Regions from separate parts of the Homo sapiens genome. Here region 2 is linked to region 1. Evidence: chromatin contacts called from ENCODE Hi-C data. All regions are on one chromosome and are shown on one strand. The core of a region is the stretch at or near the end of the contact, and the rest is flanking DNA. Distances in the headings are between cores, read along the strand shown.

Region 1 (5,736 bases), core at 1,196-3,695:
GCCCACACGTGCTGTCCCCTGAGCGGCAGGGACACGGCCTCAGGGCCACACCGAGGACTCTGCGGCACATCCTGTCTCCCCATCGCTCTCAAGTCGCATCAGATCCAGTGAGAGAGTGCCATCGAGTCTCTGCTGGATCTGCAACTCCGCCCTCAAGCACCTACAGAGCAGAAAAAAGGGAAAAAAAAAAAAGCAAGGCAGAGCTTCCACAGAAAAAGAGAGCAACAGCAAATGCCACAGAGCCTCCTGGAAAATCCCAGTGGCAACCATGAAGAGCACAAGCGCTCCCAGAGTGCCACTGAGGCCTAAAATCCAAGCCAGGACCGTGAGCGTGAGGCTGAGACCCAAACCCTCCCCATTCCCAAGGCAGAGTGACCTCAAGGGCTCAGGGAGAGCAAAGGAGCTGCTGGTGGGCACTGAGAACCCAGCAGAAGCTCGCAGGAAAGTGAGGCCCAGTTCCAAGATGGGCGGAAGTGAGTCCTGGTGGCAGAGAGCCCCGCTGGCCCTCCCGACCTTGTACCGCCTCCCAGAGTATGGAATGAGAATGGGGGACAGGCGAGGCCCCTGGGTGGGCTCTGGTGACCCCATCGCCTGTAAGCACCCAGGCCCACTTCCCACTCAATCCACTGGGCGCTCCAACATCCAGGCAGGCAGCTCCGGTGTCAAGACGGCCCAGGCAGGCGGGTGGGCAGCCCCAGCCCTGAGGGCACTTGACATGAGCCACGGGGTCTTCACTTGGGGTTGCACCCCACTACGGGAGGGCCAGGAGATGCATCCCACACCTCCACACAGAACCGCACTCTGTGCACTGAGAGTCTCACCGGTGGCCCTGGGAAGAGGAGCAGCCCGTCGCAGGGTGCCCCACCCCACGGAGCCTGGCCGCAGCATCCCCTCCGTGGGACCTGCCCTGGACAACAGCAGCACTGCACAGAGCAAACTTGGCCCCCGCAAACACACTGCAGAGACAGCGCCGGACCAGGGCTTTCACCTGCAAGTGCTTTTAAAGACTAGACTTCACCTACATGTGCTTTTAAAAATAGTTATGTTTCTAAGCAAAGTTCACCTGCAATGCTAGAAGACAAGCCTTTTAAAGATACGAAGTATAATTCACTCTACATTGAGGTTAGCAAAGTACGGCGCCCAGAGCAAACCTGCTGGCTGCTTTTGTACAGCTGTGAACTGAGAATGGCTTTTAAATGATTTTTAATGACAGAAAAAAATGCAAAAAAATATTTTGTGCCACATGACAAATCTAGGAACCTCCATCTTCAGTGAGCATCTACAGGCCTGCAGGCCCCCCACGTGCTGGCCTGTCATGACCCAAGGGCCGTGGTGAGCAGCTGTGATGAGACCAGGTGTGCCCCCCAAAGCTGAAAACCCATCCCCCCTGGTCCTTTGCAGACAAGCCTGGCAACCCTGCCAGCCACGACTTGCGAGCACACCAGCCTCGGGGACCAGCCTCGGGCGAATAGCTGAGCCATCAGAATGAACCTAAGGAGCGGTCGACCTTCTGCCTCGGGATTTTGTTGTCTCAAACAGATGCTATACAAGAAGGAATATGGCCAGAGTCAGATGTTCTGCTGGACTCTGGGGTTTCTTTACCCGACGGCCCCTACTGCAGAGGCCCTCTGAGTCCAGGTGTCAGATGCCAGCCCGACATGGTCCCAGGGATTAATTCATTGTGCAGCTGGCCCTTGAACACCACAAGGGTTAGAGGCACTGAACCCTTGTGCAGCTGAAGTCATGTACAGCCTCTGACTCCCCAAAACTTTACTAATAGCCTGTTGACCAATGGCCCTACTGATAGTGGTCAATGAGCAGGTATTTTGTGTGCTGTGTGTACCATCACCTGTATTCCTCTAATAGAGTAAGCGAGGGAAAACGTGGTATTCAGAAAGGCACAGGCGAGAGGAAATATGGCTGCTATTCATGAAGCGGAAGTGGATCTTTATTAAGCGGAAGTGGATCGTCATCCTGGCCTTCGTCCTCACCGTCCGCATGCTGACTGGGGCTGGGGGGAAGAGGAGGAACAGGAGAGGCTGGCCTTGCTGTCTCAGGGCAGCAGAGGCAGAAGAGACAGAGGAGGTGGAAGAGGAGGCAGGCACACTCAGTATAATTTTTACTGAAAAAAAAAATGCACGTATAAGTGGATCCTCATAGTTCAAACCTGTGTTGTTCAAGGGTCAACTGTAGTCTTTTCCAAGGAACAAACGTTCGTTTTTTGGTGACGGACAGAAGGAGCAGAGCGTTGTGAAGTGCGTGCATTGACATCAGAGTGCTGACAAAGGGGCTGCTGGCCCTGGGGTGCAGGTGCCATTTACAGATGAGGAACTGAGACCTGGGTGGGGTTAGGAGCAGTTTAGGGGCTGGGCTTCCATCACACAGCAGGTGGGGGCAGCGTCCATACAGGAAGCACCTGGGTCCCCGAGGCACTCTCCTGGGCCACCACCGTCCATAGCGGAGCAGCACGATTACCCTCCGGCTCCCTCCAGCCTGGGTTCTTCGAGAGGGAGCAGAGAGAGAAGGCGGGGACTCTGTGAGGGGAGGGCTCGGGCGTAGGCCTCTCAAAGTCCTTAGAAGATACAGCCTGTGGTTTTAAAGCAGAATTCTAGTTTTTGATGAGCAAATGCCTTATATTTTTTTAACAATGAATTTGTCAGTGGAAAAGAAAAAAGAAAAAGGCAGGTCAATGAGCTGAATGTCTGGCTGGCAAGAATTCCATCTTTTTGCTGACATGAAATAAACTCGGAGAGGAGTTGCTGCACCGAGGAGGAGGAGCTGCCGGCACAGCTGCCCCTTCCCATGATCTTTACAGGCCCCGAGGTCCCGCAGCGACAGCGCGCCATTCAGAACCCAGCCTGACGATGAGAACACTGAGGCTTCTGGACTGTTTCACGAGACGGGGCAAGCCCACTGGAGCGCCCTCCATCTGGGCCTGGGGCTGGAGCTGGGCTGGGTGCAGGGACAGGGGGCTGGGCTGGGCTGGGTGCAGGGGCAGGGGGCTGGGCTGGGTGCACGGACAGGGGCAGGAAAGAGAGAGCAAGTCCCTGTCAGCCGCAGAGACTCTGGCTCAGACCACAGGCTGGGGACGAGAGCGCCCAGGGAGGTGGAGCCCCTGCAGAGAGAACCTTCTTCCCAAGAAAGGAAGAGAGAGCAGACATTCCTGCCAATGTGCAAACCCACCAGTAACTTTTCAGTGATGCCTGGGAACAGACCGGGCAAGGCTGCACTTGGAAAGGGGGCTGGGGAGGAGTTCTGCACTCAGTTCCACCACGCGCCCAGGCAGTCACTCTGTCCTGGGTGGATCCGCAGCCACCCACGTTCCTGCCACAGACCCCGAGCTGGCGCCCACTGGAGGAGGCAGCCAGCACCCGCACCAGTGGGCTCTTCTGTGAGGCCCTGCACAAACTGCGTTTCCCACTCATCACAGCACAGGCACACTCCTGGCCCCGAGAAAGTTCCGGGAAAAATATCCTCAGGGGCTGTCCCAGAGGTGTCTCAGGGCTGTGAATAAAGCAAGCTGCCTGAACCAGCGTTTCTCAACTATTCCCACCAGGCCGAGGCCTTGAAAACTCCTGAACACCAGGCAATGGTCTGCGCGGTGCAGGGACTTGACTGGTAACTCCCAAGCGCCTGCCCACCTGCCTGCACTCCACGACAGCACAGGGACCCTGGCGCACGCCCAAGGTTCACGCCAACCAGGTGACCGCCAGGAAACCCAAGCCTGGGGCGAGCAGCAGAGGAGCACACGGTAAGCCCGCACCTCCTCCATCCCCAGCTCTCAGGAGCCCGTGCCACACAGCCGGAGCTCTGCAGGGGCCACAGGTGGGACGAGTGCACGACGCTTTCCACCTCGGGCACCTCTGTCGGACACCCAGCTCTGAACTACGTGTGAAAATGGAAACGAAGTGCGTGGCCACACGCAGAGCAGTGCCACTCCAAGCACCTCCTCATCACACACGTGGCGTGTCACGGACTGACGACACAAGGAGGCAGACAGTGGGGGGAGGGCGGGTCTGTTGGGGACGGAGGGGGCATTGACACAGTGGATGCTACGGGGAGGCCCCGTGCAACGTGTAACTGCGGGAAGGCAAGGCTCAGCCGGGAGCATCGTCAGGGTTCCCTCATCTCAGGGTGTAACCATGCAGGAACAATGGAGTGGGGAGATTGACAGGTTGAGTGGAGACCTGGGGTTTACCCTGGGGTGGAGCAGGGCGAGGTCAGTGAAAGGGTGGAGGACCAGGACTGGGGCAGCCGGCCGTCCAGGGCAGGGGTGGCCAGAGCATGGCAGGGTGAGCGCCGTGGGGTGCAGGGGGGGCTGGGCACTGGGGAGCGGCTCTGAATGGGAGTGGCAGCAGCTGACCCCCTTAGATTTGGAAATAGTGCCAAGGAAAAAAAAGGACTCTGAAACTCTGGCATAAAATACCCATAAAGTATCTCAAATCAGGTTTGAGCGGTGGCAGTGCAGCAGGTGAGGTGGGGCCGGCCTAGAGCCCCTCAGGACAAGCCCCTGGGTCCCGTCTCAGGGCGGGGGCACGCAGCAGGGTGCAGGGTCACAGCCTGGTTCCAGCTCGAGTCTCCTCCCTGAGGGAGGCCCCGGCGCAGATGTGGTGTAGGTGGGAACCATGCAGCATGGGGCATGGGGCGAGACACCTGGGTGACACTGGCTGGGGGCTGAGAGGCCAAACAACTGTGGCGCCCCACACCCAGCCCAGCGGCTCTGACCCCCTCAGCCCCATGAGACCAGCCACACAAGCCAGTCGGCCACTCCACTGGCACCAAAGCAAAGAACACACTGAGTGGCAGGCGGCACAGAGCTGCAAAGGGTCAAAGGTCAGCGGCTTCACCTTCCCCCACACACCTGGGCCCTAGGATCCCGCCACGTGCTGTGTGTCCAACACCAATTAATAAAAAAGAGAGCGAGTGTGCATTCCTATAACTGGGTTTCTAGGCGAGTTCAAAACAGTAATAAAATAATTTGCCTGGTACCTCCATCCAAAAATGTCTAGGCCGCTGTGGCAATGTGCCCCGGCCGATGGCTCTGACCTCTGCCTAGCAGAGTCACCCAGCCTCGCACAGCCACTGACAGCGCCACTGCCTCCCCTCTGCCCTGGGAGACCCTCAAGTCTCCCAAGGGAGCACGAGAGGGAGCGCCCGCACCGCTGGGAGCGGCGTTTTGAAGGCTGATGGCAAAGACACACACAGGCAATGTAGGCAAGGTTTGGCACCTTTCTGGGGGAAAAAAAAACTGAACAAAATGATTCAATGTTTTCAGTTTTTCAAGAATCTATCAACAGAAACTTCTAGTTTCCTCCTTGATTTATGGGTTAGGATTTTCTCATTTCTGCCTCAAAACTACATTTTTCCAGGCAATGTGGTTTTACTTTTTGTGAACAACACAGCTCAGCTGAAAATAAACAGAATTTTAGGCAAAAGGAGCAGGAGGCACTTGTTTTTGGGAACAGAGGCCACAGTGTCAGACACCGAGTCGAAGCTGGGTTCCTTCGAGCTCCTTCTGGCTGTGGGTGTGGCCGAGGCCCTTCACCAGGTGGCCAGGCCCGCAGTACCCAGCAATCCATAAGGCAGCAGCAGCGCCACAGAGAGAAACGACACCAAACTCCCGAGTTTCACTCAAAGTAAAATTACCGCCTGCTGGTAATGTCAGCCTCAGGGGTGAGGAATTTTCCCTGGACATTCACTTCCTGTTAATACATTTATTGGGCAGTTCAGTTCCAC
Region 2 (5,717 bases), core at 3,011-5,510, 120 kb before region 1:
ATTTAAAATTCAGCTCCTTAGCTGCACCAGCTGCATTTCCAGAGCTCGACAGTCACGTGTGACTCATGGCCACCTTACTGGACAGTGCAGATCTAGAATGTTCTGCCATTGCAGGAAGTTTGGACAACTGCAATAGCCTCTGCCCAGCCCCCCACCGGAGGAGGCTTTAACACATGTAATGAGGGGTCTGCCGGGCTTCCCACGTCCCTCAGGCCCCTGCTCCAAAGTCCCCCGCTGGGGAGGACGTCCCTGACCTCCACATCTGAGACAGAAGCCCCTCCCCACACTCCATCCTTTCACAGCTTTGTCTTCAGTGCACGTGATGTGGGATACGTCCTTCTGTCACGCATCTCACCCCGTGCAATGCAGGCTCCATGATGGCAGGAAAGGGCTCTGTCCTCAGCCCCAGGGCTGGGCACACAGCAGGTACTCAGGAGACAGTTTTTGAATGAGCAAATGAGATTTCTGTAGCTGTGATGGGTGTGGTGGTTTTAAAATACACCCCCAAACTCTGACACTCCTCCCTCAAAAGCTCCCTTCTTGAGTGTGGGCTGGACTCAGGGACATGCTTCTAATGAGTAGAGGGTTGTGGGCACACTAGCGTGCAGCTGCCAAGATGAAGTCAAAAGACACGCAGGCCTGCCTTGCTCTGCTGGGATCACTGGTCCCTGGGGAGCTGGTTGCCATGCTGTGAGGACACACAGGCAGCCCATGGAGAAGCCCGCATGGCAGATGCCCACGGCCTCCCACCAGCAGCCAGCACACACTCTCCAGGTGCAAACGTAGAAGTGGACCTTCCGGCCCTGGGGGGGCCTGCGAATGATGGCAGCCCCACGGACGCTGTGACTGCAGGACCACAAGGCCCACACCATCGTACTGGGTGGCTGTCAGACTCTGGGCCCCAGGAACCATGGGGAGGGTAAGTGTTGAGGCAGCAGCTGCTGAGTTGGGGGTAGTTTGTTATGCAGCAGTGGATGACTAATACAATGGGCAAGGGCTTTCTCCCAAATGCAAACTGATCGTGCCATCCCAATTCCTTGGCCCACATTCCCTTGGGAAAGACATCTGCTTTCCTGTGGGCATTTAATCCTGTGGGATAAACATTAACTGTGTACCTTCTATGTATCCAGCACTGAGAATAGAAATATTAAGAATCTAGACTAGTGGGGGACTTAGCATGAAGAAGCTGCCCCTGCTCGCTCCTGCTCTAGTGGCCAAAGCCCTCCTCTGTGTCTGTACAAAGAGGCAGGATCCCGCGGTGAGCCATGGTCCGTGCCACTGGCTTCTTCCTTTGCACCTGTGCTTCCTGACGTCTTTGCTCCACTCGGAGGCCAAAGGGGCAGCTTCCCCTGCAAGTACAGCTTTATCCGAAGGCTAGAAGGGTAGGGACAGCCAGCTTCCTAGGTGTGATGGCCTCGGTGATGAAGTCCAAGATTAGATCTATAGGGAAGTGAGCGCCAGCCAGAAGCATCCCTGAAAACGGTCAGTGACCAACACTGATGGACGAATTCCAGCCGCTGAACAAGACAGTCATGCTCTGGGGAGCCCAGCTCAGACATGACCCAGGTGAGAGGTGGCTGCTTTTCAAGAGCAAGTCACCCCTCCCAAGGCATCTCCCTAAGGGCATAAGCAGCGCTCCTCATGCCCCAAAGAGCAGGAGGAGCCCACAGGGCTCATGGAGGTGTGTGCACTCTCAGAAAGAGCTTTGGCATCGGACAAAACAGTGCTCAGTCTCCGGCTCCTGCTCTGTGTGGCCTGGCTGTGTGGCCTTGAGCAGTTGGTGGAGCTCTGAGCCTCACTTTCCTATCTGTGATGAAGGGGTGATATCACCTGACTAAAGGGCTACCAAGACAATTTGGGCAGAGCAAGGGGCCTGTCAGTGAGTGGCCCACAGCAGCCAACCTGTAGGCCCTGTTCCCTTATTGCTTCTTTCCAGCTATTTTTGGTGGTCACTCCTGGGTGGACACCACTCCACCAAACTCAATGGAGTGGCTGGAGGGGAAGTGGGTTTTAGTTGGGGCTGTCGGCCACTCCTGGCCAAGGGACAAGGTTGCAGAGTTCATTCTGAACGTTGGACATGTCTTGAGGTGGGGGTACCTCTGTCATATTATCAGACTCCTCCCATGACTGCTCAAACCCAAATTTCCCCCCGATGGCTTTGCTGAACTAGGCTGGGATCCTTGCCCTCATGAGAATCATAGACGTCATTCAGAGCCAGCTTTTGCACCTGACCTGACCCAGGCCACCTCTCTCCTTGGCACAGGCTGCAGGTCTTGTTCTGGGCCAGGCCTGCTAGCCTGGTGGTCCACAAAGGTAGATGCTGTCCCGACAGGTACTCCACTTCTAAGAGCAACTTCACGCCATCAGCACCACTTCGGGCAAGCCATGCCTCTCTCTAGGCCTCAGTTTCGCCACCTACACACAGAAAGGCGAGGGCTGGCCTCACAGACTCCAATGTCCAAATGCAGATGGATAAGTCAGAGCACAGGTCTCCAGGAAAAACAGAACATTACTGATGTGGCCTGAGATATCAGATGTCTGTGGATCACGACGCAGCCTCCTCTGGGCAGAATAATTCCAGTTTCCCAAGTTAATCATCTTGGGAGCAAGTGTCTGGGCATCAAGTCCTGCTCGGTGTTGTCTCTGGAGCTCCCTCCTACCTTCCCAAACCCACAGAGGCTGTCCTGACCAGTTGACATGGAATATAAATTACTCCAGAAGAGATTTCCCTGGAGACAGCTCAGGGTGGGGGACCAATGAGAGACTCATGGGACCTTTCCTGACGCTCTGGGCTCTGTTCTCCTTTGCATCTCGGGACACCCCGAGGTCTCAGAGCAAGAGCCCTCTTCCCCCTTTTCTTCAAACGTCCATCTGCCATTGTTAGCTGGGCCCATGCCCTCTCGAGGACTGTTACCACCTTCATGCTGAGTCTGACGATATGACAGAGAGACTCTCACCCCAAGACACGTCCAACTTTCAGAATCAACTCTGCAACCTTGTCTCTTGGCCAGGATCAGCCGACAGCCCCAGCTAAAACCCACTTCCCCTCCAGCCCTCAGATCACCTTCTGTTCCCCCAGAAAATCCTCCCTCACCCACAGCCTCAGAGCAGATTATCAGTGTGAACTGAATCATGGATTTTCGCAAAACCACCCAGCGGGGCCCACGAACACAGCTATAATTAGCAGCACAGTCCCGGTGCAGAGGCTGCAGGTCATGCATGTCCAGAAAGGCAGGCCCTGTCACCCCCTGGGCCGCCTCCTGCTTTTAGCTCTCCAGGCTGGGGGATTTTGTTTGTGCACACTGTAAAAATTCACGCTCATCTGAAGGCACGTTCCATGCACACGTTATTTATTGTGAGATCAGCGTGCGATTACAACACAGCCAGCTGTATTCTGAGAACAGGCGGCTTGCGACCAGAGAGCCGCGCCTTGAAGCCCATCACCTCCTCGCCCACATGCGTTTCCCGTCAGATCTGAAAGGCGACAAGGGGAGAAAGACAAGCCCATCCATCAGCCTGCACCTCTGGGGCCTACGTGGCCCAGAGTTCTCCGAACTCGTCCAGTGTCCACAGCCCAGCAACACGCATGAGGGCTGAAGAAAGAGAGAAATACCGTTCCCTGGGACAGCGACGTGGACCAGCCCCACCGATTCCCTCCCCGCCCGGGTAACTCACTCCATGCTGTGTCCTTGGCCTCCTCTGACGTTACGAAACCCAACCCTGCGCTTTTTTCTTTGCTGCCTTTTAAAGACAGAAGAACAGCTGACACTTCCCTTTCAGCCGGCACCGTCCTGGCATGGGGAAAAAGCAGATGGAGGCAAGTCAATTGACATGTTGACAAACCAGTGGATCGGAAAATAAATCTACCCTGATCAAGTCACAAAAGCACGGGGAAGGAGACGCCGGGGGCAGCGCGAAATCCCGGGCACGGCTGCCTCCCGCCCCACGCCCAGGACCGGGAAGGGCCACGCAGCTGTGATGTTTTTCTCTCCAAAGGGAATTAATCATTTCCAGACGCCGGCCCAGCACCTGGTGCCCAAAGCCATAGGCCTGGGAGCTGTGCAGGTCTTGCAGGCAGACGACACCACTTAGCGGACGCGATTTCTTCCCTGGTCCCACTGCCTGGTGCGTGCAGAGAAACTACTCCCAAGTGGGAAGTGAGTGGCTTGTTGAGGCTTGGGACAAAGCTCAGGGGTGTCCCAGGTGAACCCCCTTCTCTAAAACAAGCAGGTCCCTCCCTGCTCCGACACTGAAATGACATCACGGGGCACTGAGGACGTGAGGCCCGTCCCCGGCTGCTGCAGTGCAGTGCCACCTGCAGGCCGTGTGGCCTGAGCAGGCTGTGCCATCTCCAGGCCTGCAGTCTCTCGTCTGTAGGAAGAGGATGATCAGTAGCCCAGCCTTGGAGGTTTGTGTGGCGGAGGGGGGAATAAACCAAGTAACCAGGGGCGGGAGCTTAAAGAGTGATTGCACCAAGCCACACTCTGCAGGTGCCGGGCCACGCTGAGGCCTGAGTGTTTGTGTCCCTCCACATTCATTTGTTGAAATCCTTAACCTCAAAGTGATGGGATTAGGAAGTGGGGCCTTCGAGAGGTGACGAGGTTAAGAAGCAGAGCCCTCATTAATGGGATGAGTGCTTTATAAAAGGCCCTAGAAAGCCCCCTTGCCCCTTCCGCCATGTGAGGGCGCAGTAAGTTAACCATCTATGAGGAAATGGGCCTCACCAGACACTGTCTCTACTGAGATCTTAATCTTGGACTTCCCAGCCTCCAGAACTATGAGAAAGAAACTTCTGTTGTTTATAAGCCACCTAATTTATGTTTTTTTGGGGTTTTTTTAGAGACAGGGTCTCGCTCTGCCACCCAGGCTGGAGCACAGTGGTGAGATCATTGCTCACTGCAGCCTCAACCTCCTGGGCTCAAGCTATCCTCCTACTTCAGCCTCCTGAGTAACTGGGACTGCAGGTGCACACCACCACACCCAGCTAATTTTAAAATGTTCTGTAGAGATATGGATCCTCCTGTGTAGTGCCCAGGCTAATCTCGAACTCCTGGCCTAAAGTGATCCTCCAGCCTCAGCCTTCCGAAGTGCTGGGATTACACGTGTGAGCCACCATGCTTGGCCTCCAATTTACGGTATTTTGTTAAAGCAACCCAGATGGACTAAGACAACTCTCATAATCAATATCATCATCCTTATCATCACCACCGTCACCACCATCATCACCATCACCACCAACCCCACCACCACCATCTCCACCACCACCATCACCACTACCACCATCACCACCATCACCACCACCACCATCCCCACCACCACCATCACCACCATCCCCACCACCATCACCACCACCACCATCACCACCATCCCCACCACCATCACCACCATCCCCACCACCATCACCACCATCACCACCACCACCATCACCACCACCACCATCAACACCATCACCACCACCATCACCACCACCACCATCACCACCATCACCATCATCACCACCACCATCACCACCATCACCACCACCACCATCACCACCATCACCACCACCACCATCACCACCACCATCACTACCATCACCATCATCCTCATCATCATCACCATCATCACTATCACCATCATCACCATCACCTCCATCATCACCACCATCACCACCACCATCATCATCATCACCACCACCGTCATCACCATCATTATCATCATTGTCATCACCACCACCA

The links. A loop is a pair of places that touch in the nucleus more often than their neighbours do. Pooled maps may share reads with other maps.
Region 2: a pooled map shows a loop between it and region 1 (2.8-fold over the local background). The contact joins the promoter of LINC02182 here to the enhancer-like site in region 1. A Hi-C loop is called at or near these places in 1 of 50 pooled maps.

The regions. Positions count from the first base shown.
Region 1 is chr16:88,066,245-88,071,980 of GRCh38, reverse strand. All of the region lies in intron 12 of BANP (BTG3 associated nuclear protein), which reads right to left. Among named protein-coding and RNA genes, the nearest start is that of BANP, 120 kb to the right of the region's middle. RefSeq lists enhancers at 1,943-2,092, 2,193-2,252, 5,503-5,736. Within about 2 kb of position 2,445, at least 4 of the 41 ENCODE cell types and tissues checked have a DNase peak (open chromatin) inside an H3K27ac peak, as active enhancers do.
Region 2 is chr16:88,192,824-88,198,540 of GRCh38, reverse strand. It overlaps LINC02182 (long intergenic non-protein coding RNA 2182), which reads right to left and starts at 4,260. Exons shown (of 3, transcript NR_110944.1): 1 at 4,030-4,260; 2 at 3,676-3,791; 3 at 3,324-3,474. It also overlaps a transcript of ZNF469 not described here. RefSeq lists enhancers at 3,443-3,975, 4,184-4,478.